2 separate regions of the Homo sapiens genome follow, and region 1 is linked to region 2. A link is an interaction called in ENCODE POLR2A ChIA-PET data of the cell type or tissue named here. Cell type or tissue: K562. All regions are shown on one strand. Links, peaks and the distances in the headings refer to the core of each region. The heading gives the core; the rest is flanking DNA. Region 1 overlaps CFAP46 (cilia and flagella associated protein 46). Region 2 overlaps LRRC27 (leucine rich repeat containing 27).

The links. Peaks named below come from ENCODE experiments on the same cell type or tissue, not always from the same donor. Only the 100,000 strongest peaks of a DNase experiment are listed, where the experiment ranks them.
Region 1: POLR2A ChIA-PET joins it to region 2 with 5 read pairs; 1 of 35 experiments calls an interaction of 5 or more read pairs at or near these places.

What each region holds. Positions count from the first base shown.
Region 1 is chr10:132,794,399-132,810,028 of GRCh38, reverse strand. CFAP46 (cilia and flagella associated protein 46) reads left to right here. Exons shown (of 58, transcript NM_001200049.3): 58 at 1,125-1,637. The coding sequence ends at 1,608. Among named protein-coding and RNA genes, the nearest start is that of NKX6-2, 16 kb to the right of the region's middle. RefSeq lists enhancers at 919-1,892, 4,233-4,734. In K562, for the core only: a CTCF peak has its summit at 7,142 (motif pointing right); a DNase peak (open chromatin) is centred at 7,138; H3K27me3 peaks cover 903 bases.
Region 2 is chr10:132,358,106-132,373,735 of GRCh38, reverse strand. LRRC27 (leucine rich repeat containing 27) reads right to left here. Exons shown (of 11, transcript NM_030626.3): 9 at 12,161-12,279; 10 at 8,186-8,312. Among named protein-coding and RNA genes, the nearest start is that of PWWP2B, 31 kb to the left of the region's middle. In K562, for the core only: a CTCF peak has its summit at 12,812; DNase peaks (open chromatin) are centred at 9,285 and 12,805; H3K27me3 peaks cover 1,008 bases.

The DNA.
Region 1 (15,630 bases), core at 3,014-11,013, 440 kb before region 2:
CCCCAAGCAAGGACTCCTAGGGGGCCGACAGCTTGCACCACAGTGCCCGACGGCCCCTTGATATGACCAGGAGTCCCAGCCCAGGAAGAGGCCTCCCGGAAGAGGAATGCATGGGTTGAGGGGTGTCTCCCATTGGCGTCCTGGAGAGCAGCCTGCCTGTCACATGGCATCCAGCGCCCGTCCCTCTCTTGGCCTCACAGGGGAAAAGTCGGGAAGGGGCACGGGACATGGTCTGTTCTCAAACACGGACAGACGGAACCCCACCCAGCCGTCCTTCAGAGTCAGCAAAACCCTCCTGCCACGGTGAGGCGGGAGGAGCCAGAAAGGAGCTTCCCGGGACCCCGGGGAGGAGCCACAGAGGAGCTTCCCGGGACCCTGAGTTGAGGCGCTCAGCGGTGCACGGAGGGGGTGGTCTGCCCTGACTAAGAAGGCTTCCCCCAGAGGCCTTCAGTATCCACCGCTCACCAGGAGCTTATCGTGTAAAGAGCACGTGGTCCACGGTCCGGGGATACCGGTCCCAAGGATCCCTGCTTGTTGGGGGAGAGAGGGAGCGAGGGGCAGGAGGAAGGCAGACGGAACCCACACTCATCCCTGCAAATGCAGAGCAGGGCACAGACACGGATGCCGCCGTGATGTGGCCAGTGTGGGGCCCACACGATGCCCTGCTGGGGAATCGGGGAAGGGCAGAGCCAGGCTGGCTGTCCCGCTGCTGCTGCTCAGCGATGACCTGCAAGTTCTGGTCCCTGCAATGGAGGCATGAGCCCAGTGACTGTCACTGTTCAAAAGGGGCAGAGGCTGCTGCTTCCTGCAAGGCCGCAGCCACACTCTAGACGGGCGCCCCCCCAGCAGAGCAGCTCGCCTGGCCAAGGGGTAGAGGGGGATGGTGGGCTTCGGATCGGGGGTCCAGTCCTGGTGCCGTCACCCGGCTGCGCGGGCCTGGACACCTCGGTGCGGGAGGGGTGCGGGTGGTGGGGGCGCCCTGGAGGCCTGGCGAATGGCAGTGTGTTCCCCAGAGCGCCCTCAGTTGGAGCAGCTGCCACTTCCCGCCCCTGTGCCCTGGTCCTCACCGGGCTGGACGTCCTGCGGGGCCTCGGGGTTCATAGCTCCCGCCCCTTTCTCCACAGACGAGGCTTCTCAGACCTTGAAGGACAAGCTGCTGCTGCTCCAAAGCTCCGAGCTCCTTCCCACCACGCTCAACTTGGTCCTGTATGGGCTGCCGCACCAAGCCATCGGGTAGTGCAGGCCTGGACCTGCCTCCCATCAGCTGCTGGGGCCCCAGCACTTGCCTCTGCCCTTGGCTCTGCCCCTCTGCCAACCCATCCCCACCTCCCGGCTCCCATCCCCAGCTCCCAGCTCGCTCTCCCCTTCCTGGGCCTCTCCCCAGCCCTTGGTGCAGCCTCAGCCAGGGACCCTCCCCCAGCGACTTCCCGCAAGGCAGCCGCCTGGACCTCGAGCTCTGCCTGCCTGTGTGCGCCATGGGGTCTGCGTCGGGGCTGGAGCTGCGTCTCTTCCCGGGGCCAGGACAAGGGCGGCCTCCCCTTGGCGGCGCTGGTGCTGAGTTGCTTAGACCAGAAGACTATTCAGACCGTGAGCCTGTTTTTGATTTGAGTGTTCCACTAAACAAACAACAAAAGCCAGTCTCTGTGAGTGGTTTCCGTGACTCGAGGCTCTGGGTGGGGGGCTCCTGGCCCGCAAGAAATGCGCCCCCTGAACCCAGCAGCTTTCCAGAGTGGGGATGGGGGTGGGGCTCACACTGGCACAGGCCACGTACCCTGCACACGTGCAGGGCCCCTCAGAAGGAACCTTCCAGAATAAGGAGAATCATGGGTGGTGGAGTCTGTGCCGGCAAGCACCACGTGGAGCTTCTCGTGAAGTGATGCTTTTCTTCCTTGAACACTCCTGGTGGGCTGCTGCATCCAGCGGCTCCTTGGGGAAGAGACGTGCCTTCCAGATGGCCTTTCTGACCTTCTGGATATGTCTCTCCCAACTCGGCCGGATGAGTGGGGGCTGGGGGGGGGGTCAAAGGGCGTATTGGTCCATGGGAGGACCACGGGAGGACCATGGGGCCTGCAGAGCCTTCTGGGGACGCACCCTCCAGCCATACACACGGGCTCTGGCCAGGAACAGGGGAAGTCCCAGGACGGCCCCAAAGGGCCAGAGCGTGAGCCTCGCGTGTTCCCGCCAGCGCTCCTGCCCGCCCTCTGCGTGGGGCCGCGTGGGGCTGTTTCTTCAGCCTGGGACTCGCCATGGGAAGGCCGGAGGGCAGCCCCTCCCGCGTGGCCTACAGAAGCTCAGTGCGGGAGCCACGTGAGGTCAAGGCTGCCTGTGCAACCTCAGAATCCCCTCCGTGAGGGAGGGAAGGGTCTGCCGAAGGCGTTCCCGCCACGCTGCACCCATGGAGCCCACTCGCCCGGCTCGGCACCCACCCAACTCCTGCCGGGCACTGACGCCAGGCCGACGAGAGCCCAGACAGCTGGGTCAGGACAGGTGGCCCCAAAATTGTCCAAAATAGGTCTATGGGCCAGGCGCGGTGGCTCACGCCTGTAATCCCAGCACTTTGGGAGGCTGAGGCGGGCGGATCACAAGGTCAATAGATCAAGACCATCCTGGTCAACATGGTGATGCCCCGTCTCTACTAAAAATACAAAAATTAGCCGCACACAGTGGCACGCACCTGTCGTCCCAGCTACTCGGGAGGCTGAGACAGGAGAATCACTTGAACCCGGGAGGCGGCGGCTGCACTGAGCTGAGATGGCACCACTGCACTCCAGCCTGGGCGACAGAGCGAGACTCTGTCTCAAAAATAAAAAAAGGTCTACGTACCTAGTCCCATAGCTGGAATTTTAAAAAGAATAAAGATAACATCAAATGCTGGTGAGGACACCAGGAAACGGCCTCTCACACGTTGTGGTGCAGCCTCTTTGGAAAACAGTTGACCTGATTCTTACAAAGCCACAACCCAGCAATTGCACTTTTAGGCGTTTAGCCCAGAGGGCGGGAAATGCACCTTCACACAAACGCACACACGAGTGTTTACAGCAACCCTGTGTCCGTCCACAAGCAAATGGTCAAACTCCGCTCTGTCCACTTGGGGTTAATGCTGCCAAGCAACAGAAGCAGAGAACGGTGGCTCCGGCCCGGACAGACCTCCAGGAGTTGGGCTGAGGACAAAGCCAGCATCAGAAGCTTCACACACCGCAGGGTGCGGCTTGCAGAGCATCTCAAGGCGGCAGAGCTCCAGCACTGCACAGTTAGCGTGCCTGGCACGGGGGCCCGCTGCTGACACACCAGTTGTGTGTCTCGACGGTGGCTGCAACGCCAATCCCTACCTGAGAAAGGAACCACGGCACCCGCAGTTCACCGAGAGCTTGAACCAGTCTCATTTCCCAGCTTTGCCATTGGCTGCAGCTGTGCGGTCACCGCTGGGGAAGGCCGGGGAGCGGACCCGCTGCGCCGTGTACTGTTTTTGCAACTTCCTGTGAATCTATAATTAATTTGACATAAAAATTTCAAATGCACATCTTTGATAATATTGAAAGGTTATGTGTGATTCCCCTCTTTTGTTTGATTTTTCTTTTTTCAAATATATACACATGCTTATTTCAGTTTAGGAAAAAAAAAAAGCTAACTAATGACCAGGAAATAAATTCAAATCAGAGCTGCGCTGGAAATATGGGCTTCCTTCTATGGAGCCGCTGGCGCTCACCCAAACAACAAGAATAAAAGCTTCTGGAAATATTTCATCCACACAGCACCACATTTTTTACCCTACGCTGTGTCCACACATGTGAGAAATATTAAACGGTGAGTGCCGTTCCATGCATCACAGGCTTTAAAATAACTTTCTGAATTATGTCCCGGCAACATAACAAATCACATTATCAATTAGCTTCCATAACAGAAGTGGCATTCTGTAATATATTCAAGCATAAAAAAATTGCATAGGTGAAATTTATGTAACCCTAAAAACTATAAGGCAAGAGCAGATGCCTTGGAATTTATTGGAGATAATGGGGGACAGAGGGTGGTCTCGCGGTGCTTGGCCCTCAGCCTGCAAGTCCCGAGCGCAGAAACCATGCAGGTCGGTGGGGGACGGGACTTCCAGGAGACGCTCCCCCGGCCAGCGGGTCCCCAGCCCGGGCCTCTCGGATGTCAGAGGGCCCCTGGGACCAGGGGAGGCAGGGACGCTCCTGCACTGCTGTCCCCGCTTGGGTAGTGACAGGGTCAGCCCAAGCCCCAGGCCACACACTCAGCAGCCCCGTCTTCTCCCCAGAAAGCAGCTGGAAACCTGGCCTGGGCCTTCGGGGGAGCATGAGGTGAGGCTTGCTGTGCCCCGGCTGGGGGCTGCCCCCCAGCTTCCTGACTGCGTGCTGGGGGAGGTGACTTCCCTCCAGCCCCGGCGCTTCCCTCCCACGAGGCCTCGTCCTGCTCGGGTCCCAGGTGGTGGAGGGGCACCCCCAACAAGCTGTCCAATCTGGTGCCCTCAGTTCTTCCACCATCTAAAAATGTCCATTTATTAGTTTACAGATTGAAAATTTTTACACATTTAGAATGAGGGTTTTTCACCCAAAGCCACACCAGACAGCAATGTTTAGGGATCCTTTCTGGCTCCCATCAGCCTCCGTTCCTGCATGGCGAAGCTCGTGCTGTGTCTCCAGTAACTTTCCCAGCTTCCCCATTTGGAGGTGGTCACGTCCAAGTCCCGTTTAAAGCTCCCCTTACCCTGCGACAGGCACCTGGCAAGGACCCTCTAAAGAGTGTGAGTTCCCGGCAGCCCGGGCTCTGGAACGCAGCCTCAGCCCCTCACTGCACCGGTGGAGGTGGCCTCTCTGGACAGGGTGGGGCGACAGGGCCCCATCAGGTCTGGGCCACAGCAGAGTGGGCTGGGGGGGCCTGGGCACAGCCAATGCCCCCCGTCCCATACTCACTGGGGTCACACACATGTGGCCTGGAAGGTAGGTCCCCAAAGTTCCCACCCAAAAGGCTGTGGGAAGGTCAAAGGGCGTGGCCAGCACCCTGCAGTCGTCCCTCTTGTAATCCCCAGGTGCACCTCGCAGCCCCTGTAGGCCCCTACCCCGCCCCCGCCTCTCCCTTCTTTGGCAGCTCAGCCCCTCCCCTGCAGCCTGAGGGCCCGGCCTGGGTACCCTCGGGATGTCCCTTGAGCCACGCCCTGGCCGTCCTCTCTGGAAACACAGGGGCTCTGGGCCGCCACTCACAGGCACAGCCAAGAGGCCTTTCAGACGGATTTGGATGAAGGAATTAGGCGGGTTAATAAAACTAAAATGTTCACAGACGCTTGTATATAAATTTCTAGTAAGTTGCCTCATCCAACACTGGTCTCTCTAATAGTTTAATTTCTGTGTTAAATAATTAAAACTCTATCTCCAATTGCTGTGAACAATTGTTTTCCTTAATGATCTTCCCAGAGGAGCCAGTAATTTTATATCTTGTAAAAATGATTAAATGGCATCATTATCCCATATCTCTGAAATATAACTCAGCAACTTCAGGAGAGGCCATTCGTATTCAATTAATGCCCCCTTGCGCGAGACGTGGGTGTCACCTCACGCCAGCCTCACCCGGCTGTCCTCGTTTTATGATGACAATGATGAAGATGGAAACAACCAGTTTAATTATCCCATTTCCAACACAGAAATCAATTTCCAATACGTCTTCACCCGTAAGAAAAAAAGGCAGCCGTGGTTCCTGGGAAGGGCAAGTGGAGCGAGAGCCCTGTGAGGGGACAGGGCCGAGGGGACAGGGCCGAGGGGACAGGGCCGTGGGGACAGGGCCGAGGGGACAGGGACGTGGGGACAGGGACGTGGGGACAGGGCCGAGGGGACAGGGCCGTGGGGACAGGGCCGAGGGGACAGGGACGTGGGGACAGGGCCGAGGGGATGGGGCCGAGGGGACGGGGCCATGGGGACGGGGCCGAGGGGACCCGGCCAAGGGGGTGGACCTGAGGCCCTGGGGCCGCTCAGTTGCCCATCCCCCTCCCGGCTCCTTTCCCAAGCACAGGGCTGGGCCCTGGGAGCTCCCTGCCCCTCCTTGCTGAGCTCAGGGCTCTGCACCCTCCGAGGGGCCTGGATCCCCCACCTCTGTCCTGTTCCCAGGGGTTACCCTCCCCTGCCCCTCTCCCACACCTCCCTCTGGCCCCACAGTCTCTCCAGCTGGGCTCCAAGGGGCTGGGACGTGGGTTCCTGGGATGACCCCGCATGCTGGGCCGACACGCTGACCCCCATCGGCCCGTCCTGCTGTCCTGGAGTGGCTTTAGCATGGCGCGGAGCAGCTCCCGCTGTTAGGGTGACTCGAGGGACACGCCTGGCTACTCATCACCGTGCTAGTGGCCAAGATAATCTAATTGTTTGACATTTTTATCACAATTCATTGGGACCGGAGCGAGATGGCTAGATTGACACCCCGTGCAGTCGGCTAATGGCCACACAATTATGAAGAGCTCTTAAATGTTCTTATTACGGATTTTAATTCTTTGTGACAAGAGGCAAGAGATGCGTTAAGATAATGGGGACGCAGCTGAGCTCCGCCTGCTGCAGACCTGCCTGTCTTTCTGGCCCTGCCCTGAGTCCAGCCTGGCTAGGGTTGGGGTGCTGGAGGGACTTGGGGTGCTCAACAGCCTGGGCAGAGACCAGGGGGGGTCCCTATAACCCCTGACCCCAGGAGACCTCGTCTTTGGAAGGAGGCTCTTGAGGCCTAGAACCAACCCCTGTGGAGCTGCAGCTGGAGCCCCCGCGGAGCCTGCACCCCACAACCCTCAGGACAGAAGGCTGGACTCAGGGCTGTCCTGGGGGCCTTTCAAGGGGCTTGAGAAGGGTTTTTTCTGGGAATCCCAGCCCCAGAATGTCTTGCCACCTTTGAGGAGCTTGGAGACCTCGGCCCCTAAATACCGGCTGACCCACGACGGGGTGAGGCAGCTCCTAAATACCCACGATGGGGTGAGGCAGCTCCTAAATACCGGCTGACCTACAATGGGGTGAGGCAGCCCCCCCCCCCACCAATATCAGGCCCTAGGAGAGGAAGAGCCCCGGGGCTTGAGACCACAGGACTCACTCAGAAGGGAGGGCAGCGGTCCCATCACAAGTAGCTTTGCTCTTTGGGCTGTAGGGGTCGCTCCCCTCCCTTCTCCGCATCGCTGAGCCCCAGCCCTGCAGGGACAGGGCCTGAGACTTCCCAGAACCCTGTGCCTCTCTCCCTGGGCCCCGTTCTTGCTGACTGAAGAAATGGGAGGGAGTCAGAGAACCAGGGTCCCTTAGTAACAGACCCCCAATTCCTGGCCGGGTGTGCGGCCAGCCTCCCAGTGTCCCTTAGAAATCTCACACCTGTAATCCCAGCACTTTGGGAGGCCGAGGTGGGCAGATCACGAGGTCAAGAGATCGAGACCATCCTGGCCAACATGGTGAAACCTGGCCTCTACTAAAAATACAAAAATCAGCTGGGCATGGTGGCATGCACATGTAGTCCCAGCTACTGCAGAAGCTGAGGCAGGAGACTCGCTGGAACCTGGGAGGTGGAGGTTGCAGTGAGCCTAGATCTTGCCACTGCATTCCAGCCTGGCAACAGAGGGAGACTCCGTCTCAAAAAAAAAAAAAAAAAGGAAAAGAAATAGACCCCCCATTCCTGGCCAGGTGCACAGCCAGCCTCCCTTGCAACACGTGTGGCCATTTGACTAAGTTCTGGTTCAAGACACCTCCATAAAAGGAAAGGCTTGCTCTTTTTCCTTCCTGTCTGCAGGATGGGATGGAATTTGATGGCTGGAGCTTGGCAGCCATAATGTGCTATGAGGTGAAATCTACATGTTGAGGATGGCACAGCCACAGTTGCGAGGAGCCTGGGTCCTCAGTGCTCTTGGGGTCAGAAGCTTCCTGTCCTGACTAGCTCGCCTTGGACTCCATAAACATGAGCGAGCAACAGCATTGCCCCTGGTTTAGTTCTCACCAGAGAACCTGATCCCGTGGACGCGGTGGGACCATAGGACCATATGGACCACGCATGGGGGCAGGGGTCCCAGAGTCGTGTTTCCCCCTCCAAGGCAGAGTCCTTGAGAGCAGGTCTGCATGGGCTTCGAGGGTGGGGCCTGGGCCTGCTGCCCCAGGCTGCTATGGTCCCATAATCACTTCCAGGGTTGACAGGTGTGGTTCCCAAGGCTGCTCTGTCCTGCTCATCGAGGAATTCCAACCCAGGCAAGAGGCCAGGCGGTGGGGAGAGGAACGAGGAGGACTGTGGACAGAGGACCAGCCCACGTGAGCAAGGCTGCAGAGGGGATGGCCCAGCAAGAGGAAACACGGGTTCTGTTCTGGTTACACAGCTTCCCTGGGGAGGCTGAAGGGCCCAGCCATAGCAGAGCCATGAATGTGGAAAGAAGAACCCGGCAGGGGTGTCTGCATCCCCATGGTGGAGAGACGTCCCCACCCCCATCTCAGATGTCCCCGCCCCCACCTCGGAGAGCCCCAGCCACCTGCCACGTGGGGCCTGCACAGCTACCCCAAGTCCAGGGTCTCTGATGTCCGAATGAGAGGTGACAGCGTGCTGGCAGTCCTCACAGCCCTCGCTCGCTCTCGGCGCCTGCTCTGCCTGGGCTCCCACTTTGGCGGCACTGGAGGAGCCCTTCAGCCCACCGCTGCACTGTGGGAGCCCCTTTCTGGGCTGGCCAAGGCCAGAGCCGACTCCCTCAGCTTGTAGGGAGGTGTGGAGGGAGAGGCGCCAGCGGGAACCGGGGCTGCGCGTGGCGCTTGCGGGCCAGCTGGATTTCCGGGTGGGCGTGGGCTTGGCGGGCCCCGCACTCCGAGCAGCCGGCCGGCCCTGTGCAATGAGGGGCTTAGCACCCGGGCCAGCAGCTGCGGAGGGTGTACTGGGTCCCCCAGCAGTGCCCACCCACCGGCGCTGCACTCGATTTCTCGCTGGGCCTTAGCTGCCTTCCCGAGGGGCAGGGCTCGGAACCTGCAGCCCGCCATGCCTGAGCCTCCCACCCGCTCCGTGGGCTCCTGTGCGGCCGGAGCCTCCCCGACGAGCTCCGCCCCCTGCTCCAGGGCGCCCAGTCCCATCGACCACCCAAGGGCTGAGGAGTGCGGGCGCACAGCGCGGGACTGGCAGGCAGCTCCACCTGCAGCCCCAGTGCGGGATCCACCGTGTGAAGCCAGCTGGGCTCCTGAGTCTGGTGGGGACGTGGAGAACCTTTATGTCTAGCTCAGGGATTGTAAATACACCAATTGGCACTCTGTATCTAGCTAGGTTTATAAACACACCAATCAACACCCTGTGTCTAGCTCAGGGTTGTGAGTGCACCAATGGACACTCTGTATCTAGCTACTCTGGTGGGGCCTTGGAGAACATTTGTGTCCACACTCTGTATCTAGCTAATCTGGTGGGGACGTGCAGAACCTTTGTGTCTAGCTCAGGGATTGTAAACACACCAATCAGTGCCCTGTCAAAACAGACCATTAGGCTCTACCAATCAGCAGGACGTGGGTGGGGCCAGATAAGAGAATAAAAGCAAGCTGCCCGAGCCAGCAGTGGCAACCCACTCGGGTCCCCTTCCACACTGTGGAAGCTTTGTTCTTTCGCTCTTTGCAATAAATCTTGCTACTGCTCACTCTCTGGATCCACACTGCCTTTATGAGCTGTAACACTCACCGCGAAGATCTGCAGCTTCACTCCTGAGCCAGCGAGACCACGAACCCACCGGGAGGAAGAAACTCCGAACACATCTGAACATCAGAAGGGACAAACTCCGGACACGCCGCCTTAAGAGCTGTAACACTCACCGCGAGGGTCCGCGGCTTCATTCTTGAAGTCAGTGAGACCAAGAACCCACCAATTCCAGACACGAAGTACAACCTCAGCCTGGCTGGCCCTGTGCTGGGGGCCCCAAGGCCAGAGGCTGGGGGAAAGCTGGGGCCCCACCCAGGCCCTGCAGCCGGTCCCGAGTCACTTGCCCCTCAATGCCCCAGGAAGGCCAGGTGCCGCGGGGGTGTGTGACATTGCAAGGCCAGGCTCTGTGTCCCGAGCCTGTGGCCCACCCAGGTGGAAGACGGGCACCTCCAAACAGGGCTCTGGGGAGTGTGTGCCTCTCAATCAGTCAGCACCTCACTGCACACCCCACAGGCTGGCCAGGGCTGGGCAGTCCAGGGAGAGGGGCCCCTCCAGTTTCCAGCCAACTCCCCCAGATGGCCCTTGAGCCACCCAGAGGAGTCCCCTCTGCCACCGTGACTGTGAGTTTCCTGAGGCCTCCCCAGCCACACAGAACCGTGAGTCAGTTAAGCCTCTTTTCTTTATACATTACCCAGTCTTGGGCAGTTTTTTATAGCAGCATAAAAACACACTAATACACCAGGCTCAGGCGAGGTGTCCCAGGCTCAGGTGAGGTTTCCCTGGCTCAGGCGCGGTGTCCCGGGCTCAGGCGCGGTGTCCCGGGCACAGGCGCGGTGTCCCGGGCTCAGGTGAGGTTTCCCTGGCTCAGGCGCGGTGTCCCGGGCTCAGGCGCGGTGTCCCGGGCTCAGGCGAGGTGTCCCGGGCACAGGCGCGGTGTCCCGGGCTCAGGCGCGGTGTCCCGGGCTCAGGCGAGGTGTCCCGGGCACAGGCGCGGTGTCCCGGGCTCAGGCGCGGTGTCCCGGGCTCAGGCGAGGTGTCCCGGGCACAGGCGCGGTGTCCCGGGCTCAGGCGCGGTGTCCCGGGCTCAGGCGAGGTGTCCCGGGCTCAGGCGCGGTGTCCCTGGCTCAGGCGCGGTGTCCCGGGCTCAGGTGCGGTGTCCCGGGCACAGGTGCGGTGTCCTGGGCTCAGGTGCGGGCCTACACTGGGCACCACCTTCCCTTCTCTCCTCTCCTATGAGCACCAAGCCACATCACTTGGGCTGGAATCCCAGCGCCGGCCTTGGCCAAAGGGGTTTACTGGGTCTGGGCACCCCCTGCCCGCCTGTGCTGTGGGACAGTGCGTCCAGGTGGCCGTGTGGCCTGAGGGTCTGGCAAGGAAGCTGTGGAGCCGCTTCCCCACTGGCGTCTGTGTTGGGGTTGCCTCTTCCAAGGAGGCCCCACAGCCCGGCACTCCCCACACCCCACACAGGCCCTGTCCCAGAGCCTCACCACGGGGTGTGCTCGAGGGCCATGGCAGTAACGGGTCTACAGCTCCCCTGAACAGCCAGAAGCCTCCCCTTCTCCCGCCACAGAGGACGGCAACTTCTTCCCAGGCCCCTTCTCCTACCTCACTGAGCAAAACCCCGGAGCAACCAGGGCCCAACACGAAACGGCCCTGGTCCTTCCAAGCCGGGTCCTGCAATGAACTCCACAGCCACACACGCCCCACTCAGCCCATCCCCACACGCTTGAACTCCACAGCCCCACACGCCCTACTCCGCCCATCCCCATACGGCTTGTGAGCCACTGTGACCCCAGGCTTCCTCCTAGATGTACCCACCCTGGAATCCCATACATCAGGGCAGCACGTGTGAGGCCTCGGGCCACGAGACTGCGGCCTGATTTCAGTCCCCACCTCATCCAGCTGCCTCGGCCCACCTCAGGGCCACACCGTCCAGCCCAGCTGCCTCGGCCCACCTCTGGGGCACCTCGTCCAGCCTCGGCCCACCTCAGGATCACACCGTCCAGCCCAGCCGCCTCGGCCCACCTCCGGGTCACACCGTCCAGCCCAGCCGCCTCGGCCCACCTCAGGATCACACCGTCCAGCCCAGCCGCCTCGGCCCACCTCTGGGGCACCTCGTCCAGCCTCGGCCCACCTCCGGGTCACACCGTCCAGCCCAGCCGCCTCGGCCCACCTCAGGATCACACCGTCCAGCCCAGCCGCCTCGGCCCACCTGCGGGTCACACCGCGAAACACGTCTCCTAACGGGACTGTTGTGTCACGTCACAGCGGTGGAGAACGCTGGGGGAGGCAGGAAGGGCCGTGGAAGAAAAAATAATCCAAGGCCAGGCAGACCCGAACCGCACGCCGGAGAGACACGGGGAGAGGAGACGCGGAGCCATGTTAAACCAGAATTATTCAACCAGTGCAATGTGTCCAAAGAGTCGTCTTGATTAAAAATACTACATGAGCTTTTTTCTTAACAATGACATACAGGTATCGAAACTCTCAAGTTTGTTTAAAAGTCCGTTTTTCCTTCTTATCTTATAACCTAGTGACCAAGTAAGAAAAAAAAAAAAAACCCAGAGCCAGCAACAAACCTACGGTACAAGGAGTATTTTTTAAATTTTTAAACTTTTCTTACTTTACCTGAATATAAAAAATCATTAATATCATTTCTAAAAGCCAAATGGAAAAAAAACCTCACACCAAATAAATGTTAACAGAGTTTATTTATCATGTTTCACTCTCCCCAAAGGTAAAGTTATATTAACGAGCTTGATGAAAGAAATATTTCCTATTCATAAAACACACCGTTTTAGCAGCTTCGCGAGACCCCCGAATTCGAGGCGGACGGCGCAGTCCTGCGGGAATGCTGACCGTGGCAGTAGCAGTGACATGCGGTGAAGCATCGGGGAGTCCTCTGTGGAAGGATCATTATGAAAAACCTGCGCAATCTTAGGCTTCCCTCGAATTTAGCAGGATAGGGTTTTGTCTCTCGTGATGATGACAATCTCCTGTCTTTCCCAATTCCTCACGAGGCACCGGTTTGGAAGCACCCCATTGTTTGAAGGAATGGCTGCCCCGGCACCCAGAGACCGAGGCGGCATCAGGCTCTGACCTCCGCACACGCTCCAGCGCCTCCCTGGGTGTAGCGGCTCCCACCTTGGCGCGGGCACAAAGAGGGTAAACAGGCAAACAGCAAAAAGGCAGTTCTGCACCCCCATCCGCTGCCACCCGCAGGAACCTGATTCCTGTCATCTGCCACTGCGGAAATCACGAAGCAGAGCCTCCAGTTCCTGCGCTGCTGGCCCGGTGTGGACACTGAGCCGTGCCAGTGAGAACGGGCGCAGGGGCGTTGGGAGGCTGAGGGCCCGGGACCAGGCCAGGCACATCCAGGTTCATGCTTGACGGCTCCCAGGGAAGGACCCAGGCAAGCTCCCTGCGGAGCCCCAGGAATTAACTGTCACCACGGCTCAGACTCTGGCGGGTGGAAAGAACAGAAAGGTTTACCTGCAGAGTGCGAGGGAGCAGCCTTGAGAAGGGCCGGCCCGCCCAACAAAGCACAGCGGACGCCAACGGGAGAAAAACCACCTGCCGTGCTGCCAAGGCTGCGTCTCTTCATTTAGCTAGAGACGCTGCCGCCGCACCAGGTGGCTCAGAAGTTACCTCAAATCTCCAGGCATCCCCCGAGCAAACCTCAGGAGTGAAATGGTCACTCGTAGGAGCCCTGGGTTTATGGAAAGGATTCCAGGTGTTCTTATTTGGGGACCAGAAGCCTGCTGGGGTGACCCGACGTCCTAGTGCGGTGTGGCCTCCACTGCCATCATGGGCAGTGTCTGGCTGTGACTTCGAACCTGGTCCGAACCTGGTCAAACCATGTGACCCCTGAGAGTGCTGGGAACAAGCTCAAAGCCCCCTGAACTCAACGTCTTCAGCATCAAGGGAAGCTTCCGGAACCCACTGTGCCTGAGGGTTGGTCCCAGGACTTCCAGGACCTCAGGCAGCACCTGCTCTGTCTGACGAGGCGAGCTGCCTGTGACACATTTCCTAAATTGTGTGTTTGTTGTTTTTTATGAATAAAAATAAGACATGTTCACAGGAAAAAAACAAAACAAAACAAAACACGAAGCACAGCAGATAATACAATGAAGATGCAGGGTGAGCCTGCTCCTCCCTCCGGGGCGCCCACAGGTTTGGTGCCCAGAGGCTCCTCTGGGCTTTTCTGGTGCATGCTTACACAGTTAACGATGAAATGACACAGATCTGTTTGTTTATTTATTATTATTATTTTTTGAGACGGAGTCTCACTCTGTCATCCAGGCTGGAGTGCAATGGCACCATACCAGCTCACTGCAACCTCCGACTCCCTGGTTCAAGCAGTTCTCCTGCCTCAGCCTCCCTAGTAGCTGGGATTACAGGCATGTGCCACCATGCCTGGCTAACTTTTGTATTTTTAGTAGAGACGGGGTTTCGCCATGTTGGCCAGGCTGGTCTTGAACTCCTGACCTCAAGTGATCCACCTCCCTGGGGGACTGACCCTGGGATGTGGCCCATGCACACCTCCTCCTGTGTCCTCTCCCTGAGTGGGCACCCCCATCTCCCGGGGGAACGTGAAATCCGGGCGCCGGGAGCCCTTTGCACCTGGGAGGGCAGGTTCAGTGCTCCTGGGAGAAGCCGAGCAAGTACTGTTGTCTGGGCAGGGAGGCGCAGCGTCGCTGGGAAAAGTGGATTAATTTAGATTAATTGAATTCAACTCAGCCAGGGATGGCAGAGGCCGAGAGGGACCGGGCATCTTCCCCACCTCCCATGTCCCCGCCCCATCAGTCCCCCCTGCCCTCCCTGACCCCCTGACTGCCTCCACTGGCCCCCCACAACTCCGTCAGCTCCCACCCCTCCCTGCTGGCCCCCCACAATCCCGCCAGCCCCCACCCCTCCCCACTAGTCCTGTCTTCCTGTTGGGCTCCCGTTGACTCCAGGGCCTGAAGCATTTCCAGAAACAACCATAACTGGGAAGGCCGTGACCCCTCTAGGACGGCTGTGTGGGCAGCCTCAGGCTGTAGGTCAGGGACCTGCGACTCCAGGCAGGGGGTGCCAGACCCAACTGTGGTGGGAGAGCTGCGAGCCACCCAGCCTCAGGGCACGTGCCCAGACTAGGACCCAGGGCAGTGGCTCTCCTCCCCAGCCCTGCCCTGGAGACACTGACTCACCCGAAGCCTCAAGGCCTCAGGCCCCAGACCTGCCTCCAACTCCCAGGCCAGACAAGACCCCGTTTCCGAGGGGAGCGCCCCTCGGCTGGAAGAGGAGGCTGGGGGGCAACACTCCAATCACAGATGGTGTTTCTGTTAAGCTGACTCAGGTGGAATGGCCGGGGAGGGGCAGCTCGGCCAGGGGGCCTCACACGGCGGCTGCGTTCCCCAAAAGTCAGAGGCCATTCCCCATGCAGGGGATGCCCCAGGACAAGTGTCCCGTCCTGGATAAACGCTCTCACACGTGATGCCGGCGTGAAGGCTCTGGAGACGAGGCCCTCCCGAGCCTGGACACCCGGGGAACGGCGGGTGACTCCTTCACTCTCATCTGAAACCATCTTGTGGGGGCCCTGCCCTGGGCTCCCCAACCAGAGAGACCATTTTCTCCTCACACACTCGTGCCTGCCCGTGTGCCCCCCCACCCCCCCCCGGTGAGGCCCTGGGGTGGACTTCTGCTGCCGGGAGAAACAGCCACCTCTGCCGTCCCCCATGACTGGCAGCTTCCTCCCCTCTTTCGGGTCTTCCCAGCGACCCACACTGCGTCCTGGCGGCACCCCCGGCTCCCCCACAGCTCCTGGGCAGAGGGCACCTTCACTGGCACCGCACGGTGACCCAGCACAGGCTGGCGGCCTCCGATCACACCTGTGACCCTCGTATTGCCACTGTCCCTGCTGGCGCTGCTGCGAGCACTGCTCTTGTCTGAGCTCTGTCCGCCACTGGAACTCACCCAAGACCCGGGATAAATGGGCAAAGAAGCAACGCCCTGAGAGCTCAGAGCACCCTCGCAGGGTGGGGC
Region 2 (15,630 bases), core at 5,582-13,581:
CTGGGTCAGCTCCCTTTCTTCTGGAACTCTTACCTTCCTCTCTCAGCATCTACTCCCTTGTTTTGATAGAACAAATTCTACAGTAGCTTCTGGAGAAAGACTCTCTAGATGGGAAGCAGCATTTTGAGTCTTTGCGTATCTGAAAACGTCTTATTGTGTGCTGACCCCTGACCTTGCAATGGGAGTACCGAATCCCGGCGCCTGCTGAGGGCAGTGCCATCACCGCGACCAGCTCCCTCCCAGTGCCTGGTTCTGTGTGATCCTCTCCCCCCGCCCTCCCTGGAATCTCCGTGGGTCCGTCCTGCTCTGGTTCGGGATGCTGAGCCATGGTGCCGGCATGTGTGGGCCCTTCTAGCAGGAAGCACGTTGGTTCCTTTGTGACGAGCCCTCCTGCACCTTCTCCCTCCGTCTGCTCTCGTCTCTCCTGCTGGAACCTGCCGGAACCTGCCGGATGCTTCGCTCTGCTCAGGTCGTCCTCTAACTTCCTTTCCTCTTGTCCCATCTGTTTCCCACCTCCCCTTCCTGGGGGATTTATTCATCTACTAATTTAATTTTTTAAATTTTTTGCCACATATTAAACTTTGCCTTGGGAGTTCTTCTGGGTTACCTGAGTGTTCACTTTCTACAACAGCTTGCTGGGTTTCATGGCAGCAGACTTGTCTATTCCTACGGGGGGATTTTAATTCTGGCTTGTCATTTTTAAGTGTCCCCTAATGTTCGCATCCATTCGAAGCTCGCTCCCCAGCCGGCTGGCTTTGGCCTCTCCCTCACCTTGGGGCTTCCCTCAACAGCTGAGGAACCTCTCGTGACTGAGGCCCTGGAACGAGGCTGAGATCGGGGTGTCGGTGGTGGGCTGCTGGCTGCTCAGTGCAGGCTGGGGCTGTCTAGGGTACGCCCAGGTGGCTTCTGTCTTGGTTGGCTGATATCTCAGACAGCGCCATGGAGCTGGCCAGCCCTCCTGGTCGGTTGTGCACCTGACCTTCTGCAGGTCTCTTTAGGCCAAACATGGCTGCTGTCACCACTGTGGTGCCTGGTTGGTCAGCTTATCTAGAGGCAGCCCTGGCTCCTGCTGGGTAGGCTGGAGGAGTCAGTGGGCTGGGCAGAGTAGGGAAGCAGACCCAGGGCCCTGGCGTGACCTGTATAGACTCCGCTTCCTTTTTGTTTTTTGAAATGGAGTTTCGCTCTTGTTGCCCAGGCTGGAGTGCGATGGTGCCATCTCAGCTCACTGCAACCTCTGCCTCCTGGGTTCAAGCGATTCTCCGGCCTTTGTCTCCTGCGTAGCTGGGATTACAGGTGCACACCACTGTGCCCGGCTAATTTTTTGTATTTTTAGTAGAGACGGGGTTTCACCAGGTTGGCCAGGTTGGTCTCAAACTCCTGACCTCAGGTGATTCACCTGCCTTGGCCTCCCAAAGTGCTGGGATTGCAGGCGTGAGTCACCGCACCCCGACCCCCACTTCCCATCCTTCTGTGGTTGGTTTTGTCTTCCTGTGCTTTTCAGCTGGGATTGCAGGCGTGAGCCACCGCACCCCGACCCCCACTTCCCATCCTTCTGTGGTTGGTTTTGTCTTCCTGTGCTTTTCAACTGGGATTGCAGGCGTGAGCCACCGCACCCCGACCCCCACTTCCCATCCTTCTTTGGTTGGTTTTGTCTTCCTGTGCTTTTCAGGCTCTGGGGCTGCATCACTGTGCATCTTTGCTGGCATTTTGCTGGGCAGGCCCTTCATGCTGCACCACTAGGGGGCTTCCTTCGTGCAAAATCGTGCTGGCCTCCATATGTGCGAGGACAAGGGCTCACCTGCCAGCCCCCAGACGACAGCAGCTGAGACCAGGTGGAGCAGTGTGTCTGAGAGGACAGCACCCCCACCAGAGACAGACTCCTGCACACTGGCTCTGCAGCCCTGGCCCACGGCCTCCACCTGAGGGCTGAGGTGGCTGCCCCTGCTCCGGCCATCATGTTTGCATTCCAGCCAGGAAGGGAGGGGACAAAGCTCAGGAAGTTCACATTCATCTTCTGCTCACATCCTGCCGGCCGGAACAGAGCCACAGGCCAATGTCTGGCTGCAAGGGAGGTTGAGAAACGTGGCCATTTGTGGGGCAGCCTGTGCCCAGCTGAGACGTGGGGCTCTATTATTACAGGAAAGACCCTGGGGAGGGGGAGCCTCCTGACAAGCAGGCAGCCTCCTCTCCATTTCCTCATCCTGAGGAGTGAAGGTCGTTTTTGCTCCCTTTCCTGTCATTCTGGTGGCTTCTGGGCAGAGTAGAGATAAGCCTATGTGCAGAATGGGCCGCGTTGACCTGGAAGGGCCACGTCTGTTGGCTGGTTTGCTTTCAGCATCTCCTTTTCATACCTCTGGGCTTTCTTCTCTCTCTGCCCTGACCCGTCCACCCTGGTCCTCTAATCACATGCAAGCTCCTGGCTCATGGGCTGGACTCCAGTCCCTCCTACTTCCCCCATTTGGCATCCCCTTCTCCCACAGGCCAGGCTCCCGGGTGCATGGGGGGGTGCTCCCGACGCACGCCATGCCACCGAGGACTCCTTGCCAGCGCCACGCCATGCGCGGCACTGCGCAGATGCCTTGAAGGAAACACGAGGGGCCGGGGAAGAAGCCGGGAGAATGAGACCCTCTGCTTCTAGAGGTGCAGTGTGAACTTAGATGGTTCTCTGCCTGGGACATGCCAACTGTCTCACGCACATGCGTGCCCGCCTCCATACGGCAGGCTGGTGGGCCACACAGCCACGGAGCCAGGACTCGTCTCTAACGCTGCTGCGGGGTTTGCTCAGGACCTGCTCTAAGGAAAGACACACTCTTCTGGCAAAGCCCGAGACTTCACCTGCAGGGAGGGCTGGCATGATCGTCTCACCAGGATTATACAAATAGGTTCCCTACTGAGTCTAAAGAACACAGTACTTTCTTTTTTGCTAGTGGGCCTGTGTAGGCAGCAGAAAAAGGGAGGGTCATTTGAAATGGACTGAGCCTACAGGAGGTCCAGGTACTCAGAAGGCAAATTTCAGAAAAAAGCATAATTAAGATCGTTTCCTAAACATGCGGCCATCAGGCGGCACGGAGCCTGCCATGCTGTTCTGGTCTGTCTCAGGGACCCCTCTCCCCTGGCCCACCCGCCCGGCGCTCTGTGAGAGGCAGCGGGACAGAGGAGAAGGATGGCTGGAGCTTGTGGACAGCCAACACCACCTGTCTCAACACAATTCACCTCCTCTAGGGCAGGATCAGCTGCTTCCCAGCTCATTCTTGGGAGTTTTAAAACCCCTTCCTCTGGCTCTCCCAAGCCAGGACTGAAGTGAAGGGACCCACCTCATGGGCATCCTCTGGGCTCAAGGGCTGCAGGGAGCCTGTCATGGGAAGTTAGCGGGTGTTTATGTCCCTGTCTCCTGGGCAGGGTGACATAGCACATCCCTCCCTGGATCTTGGCAGTAACTTGGAGTTGGGCACACGACAGGAGCCGGTGCTGGTGACGTGAACCCTTCATCAGGAACTTCACATGAATTTTTTTTAATCACAGAGAAACACGAGACAGGCATTAAAGCACAAGGCGAATTCTGTGGCAATTCATGTCCCCAAGAAGACAGTGCAGTATTTGGACCTTGGCTTTGCATTCAGACCTACCCAGGTTGGACTGAAAGCTCCACCATTTACAGTGTCACCGTAGGGCCAGTTGTGGCACCTCCGTGAGTCTGGGTTTTCTGACCTGTGAAATGGGTGGCACCGCCTTCCTCCTAGGTGGCACGAAAGTCAATGGAGAGACAGGTGTGGCTGGGGCAGGCATTTGAGACCAACCGCCACAGTGTCCTTCTGGGTCATTCTCTTTTGTCTCATGGCCCCACTGCTCTGCATGTAACCAGGGCGGGGGAGCACGGGAGAACAGTGGGGGACACAAGAGCCAGCTCTCAGGTTTCAGATTTCCAAGCAGACTTTAAAAAACCCGGACTTGATTTTTCTAGAGCAGCCTTCATCCCACACTGGAGTGGTCCACTCGATGCGTGCACATGGACACACTGTTACCACCACTCAGAGTCCACAGTCGACATGCAGGCTCATGTGTGGGGTGGCACAGTCTGTGGGGTTTAGACAAACGCATCATCACATGGATCCAACAATACAGCATCATGAAGAGTAGTTTTACTGCCCTAAAACCCTTTTGTGTTCTGCTGATTCACCCCTCAATATCCTACTACCCCCACCCGGGCCACCATGATCCTTTCACCATCTCCATCTGTGTACGGCCTTTTCATGCTGGCATGTCGGCTCCCCCGTGTCTTCTCATTGCTGACGGCTCATTTCCTTTCAGTGCTAAGCAACGTTCCACTATCTGGATGTTCCAGTTTATCCAGTCACCTGCTGAAGGACACCTTGGGTGCTTCCAAGTTTTGGCAATTATGAAAAAAGCTGCTATGTCTGTGTGCAGGTTTTGGTGTAGACATAAGTTTTCATCTCCTTTGGGTAAACACCAAGGAGTGTGATTACTGGATTGTATGATGAGAGTGTGATTAATTTTGTAAGAAACTGTCAAGCTGTCTTCCCAAGTGGCTGTACCATTTTCTATTCCCAACAATTAATGAGTGTTCCTGTTGCTCCACGTCCTCACCAGCATTTGGTGGTGAGTGTTTTGGATTTTTTGATGGTGAATCTCCTTAACTTGCATTTCTGATGACACACAATGTGAAGCTTCTTTTCACATGCTGATCTGCCATCCATGCATCTTCTTTGATGAGGTGTCTCTGCAGATTCTTGGCCCATTTTTTAACTGGCTTGTTTGCTCCTTTTTGTTGAGTTTTTCAGAGTTCTCGGTATATTTTAGATAACATTCCTTTATCGGGTGTATCTTTTCCAAATATTGTCTCCCAGTCTGTGGCCTGTCTTATCCTTTTGGCAGTGTCTTACATAGAACAGAAGTTTTTGATTGTAATGAAGCCCGGCTTATCAATTATTTCTGTCATGGATCTTGCTTTTGGTGTTGTATTTAAACATCATCACCATACCCAAGGTCACTTAGGTTTTCTCCTATGTTATCTTGTAAAAGTTGTACGGTAACACGTTACGTTTAGGTCTATGATCCATTTTGAATTAATTTTTGTGGAGGGTGTGAGGTCTATGTCTAGATTCTTTTTTGTTTTTGGCAGTTGTTCCAGTACCATCTGTTGAAGACTACGCTTTCTCCACTGAGTTGCTTTTGCTCCTCTGTCATATCAGTTAACTCAGTTAACTATATTTGTGTGGGTCTATTTTGGGGCTCTCTATTCTATTTGTCTATTCTTTTGACAATATCACACTGTTATTGTAGCTTTAGAGTCTTCAAGTTGGGGGGTGTCAGTCCTCTGACTTTGTTTTTCCATCAATACTGTGTTGGATATTCTAGGTCTCATCCTCTCCATATATGCTTTAGAAACAGTTTGTCAATATTCACAAAATAATTTGCTGAGATTATGATTGGGAATGCATTAAATCTAAAGTTGGGAAGAACTGACTACCAACAATATTGAGTCTTCCTATCCATGAACATGGAATATCTGTCCATTTATTCAGTTATTTCATTAAAGTTTTGTCGTTTTCCTCATATAGATTTTGTATACATTTTGTTAGATTTTTACTTAGTACCATTGTTTTGGTGCTAATTTAAATGTTATGGTTTTAATCTTAAATTCCACTAGTTAATTGCTGGTACACAGGAAGGTGACTGACTTATGTATATTAACCTTGTATCCTGTAACCTTTTCTATAATCACTTATTAGTTTCAGGAAATTTTTGTCAATTCTTTGGGATTTCCTACATAATCATGTCATCTGAGAATAAAGACAATTTTATTTCTTGTTTCCCAATCTATATACCTTTTGTTTCCTTCTCTTGTCTTCTTGAACTAGCTAAGAGTTCCAGCATGAGGCTGAAAAGCAGCAGTGAGAGGGAATATCTTTGCCTTGCTCCTGATCTTAGTGGAAAAGCTTCTAGTTTCTTGCCATTAAGAATAATGTTAGCTGTAAGTCTTTTCTGGATGTTCTTTAACAAGTTGAGGAAGTTCTCAGCTTATCCTAGTTTGCTGAGAGTTTTTATCATGATAGGTGTTATATTTTGTCAGATGCTTTTTCTGCATCTATTGATAAAACCAACTGATTTTTCTTGTTTAGCTTACTGATGTGATGAATTGCATTGGCTGATTTTTGAACGTTGAATTAGGGTGTGTGATTGCTTTTACACATTGCTGGATTTGATTTCTGAATGTTGAGAATTTTTGCGTCTACATTCATGAGCGATATTGGTCTACACTTTTCCTTTCTTGTAATATCTTTGTATGGTTTTGGTATTAGAGTAATGCTGGCCTCAGAGAATGAGCTAAAAAGTTTTCTCTCTGTTTCTGTCTTCTGGAAGAGATTATCGAGAATTGGTATAGTTTCTTCCTTAAACCTTAAATGTTTGGTAGAATTCACCAGTGAACACTTCTGGGCCTGTGATTTCTGTTTTGGAAGGTAATTAATTATTGATTGAATTCCTGTAATAGATACAAGCATATTCATTTCTTCTGTAAGTTTTGGCAGATGTTGTCTTTCAAGGGATTAATCTATTTCACTAAATTTATCAAATCTGTGGCTAGAGTTGTTCATAATACCAAATCGACTTTTGTGTCCCTAATGTGAAGTGATGGGTTAAGACACAGATGTTTTGCAGCCCTAAGAGGCAGGGTTTGGGTGTCCAAGGACAAGGTCATACTCATAAACGATGGATTTAGAAAGAATAAGAGTTTATCTAAAGGCAGATACAAACTCCTTGGGCTGAGGAGGAAAAGAGTCTCAGAAGTGGGGTCCGAGTCAGGTTGGGTGGGGTCTCCATGAAGTGGCTCCACATCCTGCCCTCATGCCTCCTCTCTCCCATCTCCGGCTCTAGGAGAGAGGGAAACAGCGGAAATGGTGGGAATGGAGCCTGCAGATGGGGTGTGGGGACAGGAAGGCCAGGGTTGCTTCCTCCCCCGTGACAGTGCTGCGTGCTCTGGGGGCAGCCCCGATGCAGCTCGCACCAGCCTGACCTGTGTTCGGGCATGGTACACTGACCTGGAAGAGGCCACCAGCCAGGGGCCTTGGGTAGCTTGAGAGGACAGGCCAGAATCCTTATGGCTGCAGGAAGGGTGGGGACACGGGTATCCAGGTTCACTGCCAGGGACAGCAGCTGTGTCCTTCTACAGCTGGATGGGCTGGCCAGGCAGCAGTTCGGGCAGCAAAGCACTTTCCTTCATTCCTGCGTCTCTCCCACAGCCCAGGATACTCCAAGTACCAGGAGGTGGGCATCAGCGTATGCTGAGTGAATAAACAGCACTGGCGGTGGCTGAGAGGATGGTTAACATTCCAAATATATAGGAGCCACTTCCGTGAGCAGTTCTGCTTAGGAGGCTCCTGGTCAGGAGGCCTTGGATCCCCATGAATATCGGCCTCCCTACATAGACACCGAGCGTGTCAGCCATGGTCCGGTGGCCTCAGCCAGACCCCTCTCTGCAGTGACGCCCCTCATGGCCCAGCCCTGGGCCCACAGCCTGGATCAGCTGGGTGCAAAACCTCAAGCAAGGACCCCACAGACATGTGGAGAGGACTGGTTCCCAGTCCCTGTCAGCAGGCTGCCACTCCTGCCATCAGATTCCCAGTGCTGAGATGCCAAGGCCCGCCATGTGGCCTGGCACATTTGAGGGCTCAGCCCCTCGGCTGAAATGTTTTCCTTCTCATGTGACCAACTGTAATTCTGGGAATTTCTACACCTCATAAGACACATTCCACACAGTCCCACGGTTTTAGAGAGCGCATGCTCTGAAGAGGCACAGTGAGTTCTCTTTATTTTTAATAAAACAATGTTTTAGGCTGTGCACAGTGGCCCAGCAATTTGGGAGGCCAAGGCAGGTGGATCACTTGAGGCCAGGAGTTCGAGACAAGGCTGGCCAACATGGCAAAACCCTATCTCTATTAAAAATACAAAAATTAGCCGGGCATGGTGGTGTACACTTGTCCCAGCTACTCGGGAGGCTGAGGCAGGAGAATCGCTTGAACCTGGGAGGTGGAGGCTGCAGGGAGCCGAGATTGTGCCACCGCACTCCAGCCTGGGTGACAGAACAAGACTCTGTCTCAAAAAAACAAAAACAAAACAAAACAAAAAACACCCCACACTTTTTTAAACAGAACCAAGAAATCCTTACAATTTCCAGATCCTCGGCAGCCTTCCTCATCTCCTCCAGTGGGGCCTGGCCATGGAATCTTCTTTGCTCACGCATTTGGAGGACGTGCTGTTTTATCTTCTCTTCTAAATTTCTCTCCTGCAGGGCACTGAGAAACAAAGGGCAAAGAGGGAAATGACTTGACACATTTACTCTCATCCTAGCAACTCCCGCCATAACCAGGGAGAAAGCATGTGCCTTTCTTCCCAGACCAAACAGCGGTCCTGAGGCTCCCGCACAGCTGTGCCAGTTACTGTGGCGCTGCCCTGGGCCTCCCCGGCACCCACTCTCCTCCAGACTCACGCCGGGGGGCCTGGGCTGCCTCTCCCATCCCTTCTTCAGTAGTTCAGAAGCTGCCAGAACACACACTATTCTTATTTAAAAACCTCAAATTGATTTAAGATATGACACATTTAGGACACTGCACACTGCACCACATGAAGGGAAAAGCAGGTTTCTGTTCCCACATGGAATACACGGTTTTCCTAAATCCTTAAACAGACAAACAGAAAAGTGTATTCAATTATGATTTTAAACATATTTTCTGTTAGCACTGGGGCTCAGGGGTTTGGGGTTCCTTTAATTTTAAAGACAATGACTCAGGGTGGTAGAAAGAGCTGGGGATCTGCTGCAGGTGAGCTGTGGGGTGGCGGGGTCCACTCCAGTCTGCGTGAGTGTGGGGCCCCAGGGTGTGGGCGTGGAGGTAGATGTAAGGGTGGGTGTAAGTGTGGGTGGGTGTGAGTGTGGGCGTGGAGGTAGATGTAAGCATGAGTGTAAGTGTGGGCGTGGAGGTAGATGTAAGTGTGGACGCGGACTGCATGAGTGTGGGGCCCCACGGTGTGGACGTGGGTGTAAGCGTGGGTGTGCAGGTAGATGTAAGTGTGGGTGGGTGTTAAGTGTGGGCGTGGAGGTAGATGTAAGCGTGGACGCGGACTGCCTGAGTGTGGGGCCCCAGGGTGTGGACGTGGGTGTAAGTGTGGGTGTGGAGGTAGATTTAAGTGTGGGTGTAAGTGCGAGTGTGGAGGTAGATGTAAGGGTGGGTGTAAGTGTGGGTGGGTGTAAGTGTGGGTGGGTGTGAGTGTGGGTGTGGAGGTAGATGTAAGCGTGGGTGTAAGCGCGGGTGTGGAGGTAGATGTAAGGGTGGGTGTAAGTGTGGGTGGGTGTAAGCGCGGGTGTGGAGGTAGATTAAGTGTGGGTGTGGTCATGGGTGTGGTGTGGGTGTTGGTGCGGGCGTGGGTGCATGCGCCACTGTGAATACAATGGCACACAGTCTCACTCAGCCTCTCCGAAGACCCTCTTACTCCCAGCAGCAGGGTTTGTGCCGGTTTTGCTTGCTTTTCAGAGTAACTATGGAAAAGAAAGCATGATGTCCTCTGGAGTTCTACAGAACAGAGCCCTCAGGTCAGGGCATGCCCTGTGTCAGCGCCTCAGACTCCAGCTTTTACTGTGCCCAGGGTGATGGGGGGTTAGCGGGCCACTGTGGTCTGCTGTGGGCTTTTTAAAGGCCAAATATGGCAGGTAAACTCCCTGGAGGATGTAAGAGAACATTCAAATGTTTGAGACGAAATGGTTTTAGTCTAAGCCATTTTCACGAGGTTGGGGAGTTAATACAACCTAGTTGGCCTTCGAGATTTTCCCTAAACACTGTCAGCCTCCAGGAGGAACAAATTCTGCAGGAACAGAACATGCCCTTTGTCACCCACATCTCATCCCACCTCACCCTTCCTCCAGGTTTCTTACATCGCAGCCGGGATCCAGGGTACGTTAAACTGAGTGGGGAGCCCCCTGGCAGACGTACGCTGAGCAGCAGGGCCGGGGCCAGGCCCTGGGCCTTCCAAGCTCAGGCCCCACGGTCTCTTCTGCTCTGGCCTCTGAGTGCAGTGAGGCGCTTTCAGTGAGAGCCACAGCGAGCCTGGTGCAGGCCAGGAAAGCACGGGGGCACCGGAGAGCAGTGCTCATGCCCTGGGGTCTCCAGTGGTCTCCCTGAGGCCAGCCTTGGCTTCCCAGGACGCCTGGGAGGTGCGAGGGAGGGGCCCAGCTGAAGAGTCGGCATGGGAAATGCCTGGACAAGAAGGTGTGTCCACACTGAGGCTCCGTGTCAGCCTGGTCCTTATACACGGCTCAGAGGAGGTGGAGGCGACTAGGGAGCCCAGTGATCATCCCCAGGGTGCAGCCACTAACCCAGCTATAGAAGCTGTGAACGCAGAAAATCAAAGGAATGCTGCTGCGAGGTGAGAGGGGTGAACCCCGGACCCCCGAGCAGCTGTGAGGTGAGAGGGTTCATGAACCCCTGACCCCCGAGCTGCTGTGAGGTAAGAGGGGTGAACCCCGGACCCCCGAGCAGCTGTGAGGTGAGAGGGTTCATGAACCCTGGCCCCCCGAGCTGGTGTGAGGTGAGAAGGGTGAGCCCTGGACCCCCGAGCTGGTGTGAGGTGAGAAGGGTGAGCCCTGGACCACCGAGCTGGTGTGAGGTGAGAAGGGTGAACCCCATACTCCTGAGCTGCTGTGAGGTGAGAAGGGTGAACCCCAGACCCCCGAGCTGCTGTGAGGTGAGAAGGGTGAGCCCTGGACCCCCGAGCTGGTGTGAGGTGAGAAGGGTGAACCCCATACTCCTGAGCTGCTGCGAGGTGAGAGGGGTGAACCCCGGACCCCCGAGCAGCTGTGAGGTGAGAGGGTTCATGAACCCGACCCCCGAGCTGCTGTGAGGTAAGAGGGGTGAACCCCGGACCCCCAAGCAGCTGTGAGGTGAGAGGGTTCATGAACCCTGGCCCCCCGAGCTGGTGTGAGGTGAGAAGGGTGAGCCCTGGACCCCCGAGCTGCTGTGAGGTGAGAGGGTTCATGAACCCTGGCCCCCCGAGCTGGTGTGAGGTGAGAAGGGTGAGCCCTGGACCCCCGAGCTGCTGTGAGGTGAGAAGGGTGAACCCCCGGGAACCCTGAACAGCTGCTGTCACTCTCCAGTGAAGCCCCTCCCCTCCCCTCAAGGCCCAGCCAGGGACCCACCCAGGGACCAGCCTCCAGCTTCCGTCCTTGCCTTGCGCCCCGACTCTGCTCTGTCCACCAGGCACTGTGGAGCGTGTCCTGCCCCGTGAACTCGCCGGGCCACCCAGTGCTCCTCAGCCCCATTTGCTCCATCCATCCCTACTCCCCAGTGCCAAGTGCATGCCTCTGAGCCCCTACCCTTCCCCTCACGTTGGTCCCAGGTTAGCACCAGGCTTCCCAAATATCCCTCCCTGCTCTCCTGAACTCCAGGATCCTCTGTGGCTCACCAGCTATCCCTGATGGGCCTGTGGCTGCCTGCCTTTCCCGGGGATGACAACCTGCCCAGCAGCCTGGCCGCCCCCTGGCCAGGGACTCAAAATCAAAACGTCTCAAGTGCTTCCTGACACAGCTTCTCGGTTCTGGCTGTTTCCTCCACCCCATGGTGGCTACTTTGCCTGAGTCCCCTTCACCTGGGTCAACGCCTGGCCTCGCTGCCTCACCCAACACCCCATGAGGGGAAGGGCTGAGCGGCCCTGAGGGTCAGGTCTAAGGAAGCTGGGGTGGGAAGAAATGGGATCAGAACTCAGCATGAGAAGACCTGGGGAGGCAGCGGCGGTGAGGTGGGGAGGGCACGGCAGGGCAGGGCAGGGACTGCAGCGGGTGGATCTCGGATCGCGTCTCCCCTTGGCGCCCACAGCAGCACCCACTACAGAGGGCTCGGGAGCACTCTGTATCCTGGTGACCTACAGGAGCCATGGCTGGGTGACAGCAGTTCCCTGAGGGCAAGGACCCCATCTTCCAGGGTTACCTGGCTCTCCCTGGAGCCCACCACAGCCTGGAGCCCGCCACAGCCTGGGGCCCGCCACAGCCTGGAGTTTCAGGGCTCCTCAGTGCATGCTCATGAAATAAACAACAGCACCTGCCCGTGGGTGGCTGGCTGAGCCCTGGAAGGACTGAGTGCCAGTTGCAGTTACCAACCTCATTTCTTTACTTGCTTGTGGCGATTTCTCTTTGCTTGGTTTCATTTTTCCAGGCGGATTCAGTGGTACTTTCCTGTTATCTATCAGATCTGTGGCAGAGGGAATCTTTGATGCCACCTAGGAAAATGCAACAAGATGATTTCTGGAATCCCAGTAGATGATGTTTTTCCACAAAGCTAACCTGCAAGGTGTGTTAGACTAGCTCCTCGTCCACGAAGAGGTGGGTCCGAGGCCGCCCCGGGTAGACGGTCCCTGTGCAACGCAGTCATCCCCCCAGGTCTTGGCTAGCTCTCGCGCCCTACTGGGATCTGTTTGGACATCTTTCTGGGGCCTCCCTGACAGCCCAGGCTGGGGTAGGAGGTAAAGATGCAGAGTGAGGGGACCCTGGGGTAGCTCGGAAGGCTGCCCTGCATGCCCTTATGCCCCCCACGCCAGGTTTGCTGCAGTGGCTGGCTTCCTACAGGCGTCCTTAGATGGCCCCTCTCCACAGGGGCCCCAGATCTGTTTCTCCAGCTTCAGTGCCAGAACCAGGGAGACCTGGGAGGACCCAACACTCGCTGTGATGTGCAACCTAGGCAGGAGGAGGCTAGCACCCCAACGGCGGCGTGACCAGTGCTGCTCGCTGCTGCCTCCAGTGGACACATGTGAGAGCCACGCTGACCCCTCCGGACCTCAGGGAGCTTTGGGCCTGTGCGGGTGCCTGCAGTGTGTTCCCGGGGACTGTCAGAAACCAACGGATGACAAAAACAGGTAGGAGGGAACCCTGGCAACAGAGTGGGAGAGAAGAACTTCCAACCAGGGGCTACTGCAATGTGGAGACTCGTAGGGTCCATTTAGCATTTACTGAGATGACGTTTGGAATGGTTGTATCTGCCATTCTCTCCTCCAAATGTATTTCCAGGCCGGGGCCTTTGTCTAGCCCTTAGTTTAATCCTAGTACATGCCTGACACTTAGAAAGTGTTCGGCAACCAGAAAGGGCGGAAAGATGGGAGGCAGGGAGGACCAGGGACCACCCACCAACCTTTTCCTATCCCTCCCACCCCACCATAAAGCAAGGCACAGGCTGCAGACACAGCAGAGGAAACTCTTGGCTGACTGAGAGCTGGGACACTTTCAGGTGATCAGGATTCTCCCAAAGGTTCTTCCAACAGAAAGAAAAGAACAAATGCTAAATCCTGGCCGGGCGCAGTGGCTCACACCTGTAATCCCAGCACTTTGGGAGGCCGGGGCGGGTGGACTGCTTGAGGTCAGGAGTTCAAAACCAGCCTGGCCAACATGGCGAAACCTGTCTCTACTAAAAACACAAAAAATTAGCCAGGTGTGGTGGCGCATGCCTGTAGTTCTAGCTACTCAGGAGGCTGAGGCAGGAAAATCGCTTGAACCTGGGAGGCAGAGGTTGCAGTGAGCCAAGATTGTGCCACTGCACTTCAGCCTGTCTCGTAAATAAATAAATAAATAAATGCTAAATCCAGTGGGTGTTTTTTTCTTTTAAAATCAGACACTTAATTTTATTTTAAAAGACATTAAAAGTATGTATTTGGAGGGAAGCCCACCCATCCACATTTTACTCCCACTCTAAAATATAGAGAAGGAAGACTTTTTCGAACATCCAGCTCTTGAGTGAGCAAGCAAAGAACCAAATATAAACACGAACACACCGGCGAAGTCTACAACAGGCTGCCGCTTTGGTGGCGTGGAATGGGCTTTGCGCCAGGGTTTGTACGTCAAGTGTCAAACATGCCACTGACGTGAAGCCCAAAATATGGGCTCAAGTCATGGCTGGTTTCAGAGTGACATGAAGAGAAGTGCAGTGCATTTTACAAAGCAGGTGACAGACCCAGGCTTCACCCAGCCACAGGCTTTAGCTCTGCAGCCCTTTCAGCAGCCGCAGCCTCAAGGCTCCCACCCCATCGAATGTACTTGGGGTGTGACCACACAGTGACGGATCAGCAGAAGCACATGCAGGGCTGGGGGCACACTCCAGGACCAGGCTGCAAAGCCAGCGGCCATGATTCCCCAGGCCCGCCCAGCCCAGCCCAGCCCGTGGGTGCCACTGTCCAGTGGGATCCACCCAGCAGTGGCCACCCAAGGCCGTGGCGCCCTCTCGTGTCCTCCTGCCCAGCTGCAGGGAGCTGGGAGCTTGCCCTCCCCGGGCCAATGCGTGGAACCGCTTCCCTGTTATGGACATGGAAACTGGAGTTGTATTTATTTATGCTTGTCTCTCCAACAATACTGAAATACACAGATACACTTCTGTGTAACTAAATGCCTATATGATTGCTTTTATTTCTATAAAATGGACTCCTAAATGTGTTCAAAGGACACGCTCTTAACTTGGAAGGATGCCTTCCGAGCAGCTGGTGGCAGCAGCCTCCATGCTCTATCCCACGCTCCACCACCTCAGCACCTCCCCACGCTGCTCCACCACCTCGGCTCCTTCCCACGCTCCACCACCTCGGCTCCTCCCCACACTGCTCCATCACCTCGGCTCCTCCCCACGCTGCTCCACCACCTCGGCTCCTCCCCACACTGCTCCATCACCTCGGCTCCTCCCCACGCTGCTCCACCACCTCGGCTCCTTCCCACGCTCCACCACCTCGGCTCCTCCCCACACTCCACCACCTTGGCTCCTCCCCACACTGCTCTACCACCTCGGCTCCTCCCCACACTGCTCCACCACCTCGGCTCCTCCCCACACTGCTCCACCACCTCGGCTCCTCCCTACGCTGCTCCACCAGCTCGGCTCCTTCCCACGCTCCACCACCTCGGCTCCTCCCCACACTCCACCACCTCGGCTCCTCCCCACACTGCTCCATCACCTCGGCTCCTCCCCACGCTGCTCCACCACCTTGGCTCCTCCCCACACTGCTCTACCACCTCGGCTCCTCCCCACACTGCTCCACCACCTCGGCTCCTCCCCACACTGCTCCACCACCTCGGCTCCTCCCCACGCTCCACCACCTCGGCTCCTCCCTACGCTGCTCCACCACCTCGGCTCCTCCCCACACTGCTCCACCACCTCGGCTCCTCCCCACACTGCTCCACCACCTCGGCTCCTCCCCACGCTGCTCCACCACCTCGGCTCCTCCCCACGCTGCTCCATCACCTCGGCTCCTCCCCACGCTGCTCCATCACCTCGGCTCCTCCCCACGCTGCTCCACCACCTCGGCTCCTCCCCACGCTGCTCCATCACCTCGGCTCCTCCCCACGCTGCTCCACCACCTCGGCTCCTCCCCACGCTGCTCCATCACCTCGGCTCCTCCCCACGCTCCACCACCTCGGCTCCTTCCTGCCGACCACACAGGCGCCTCACGTCCACCCTACGTGTCCCTCACAGGCTGAGCATCTTTTCATGTATTTACGGTGGCTTGGATTTCCTCTTCTGTGGACTGCCTGCCATACTTTTTGCCCATTTCTTCTACTGGATTCTCAGATTTTTAAAATCAATTAGTAGCCATTCTTTGTAT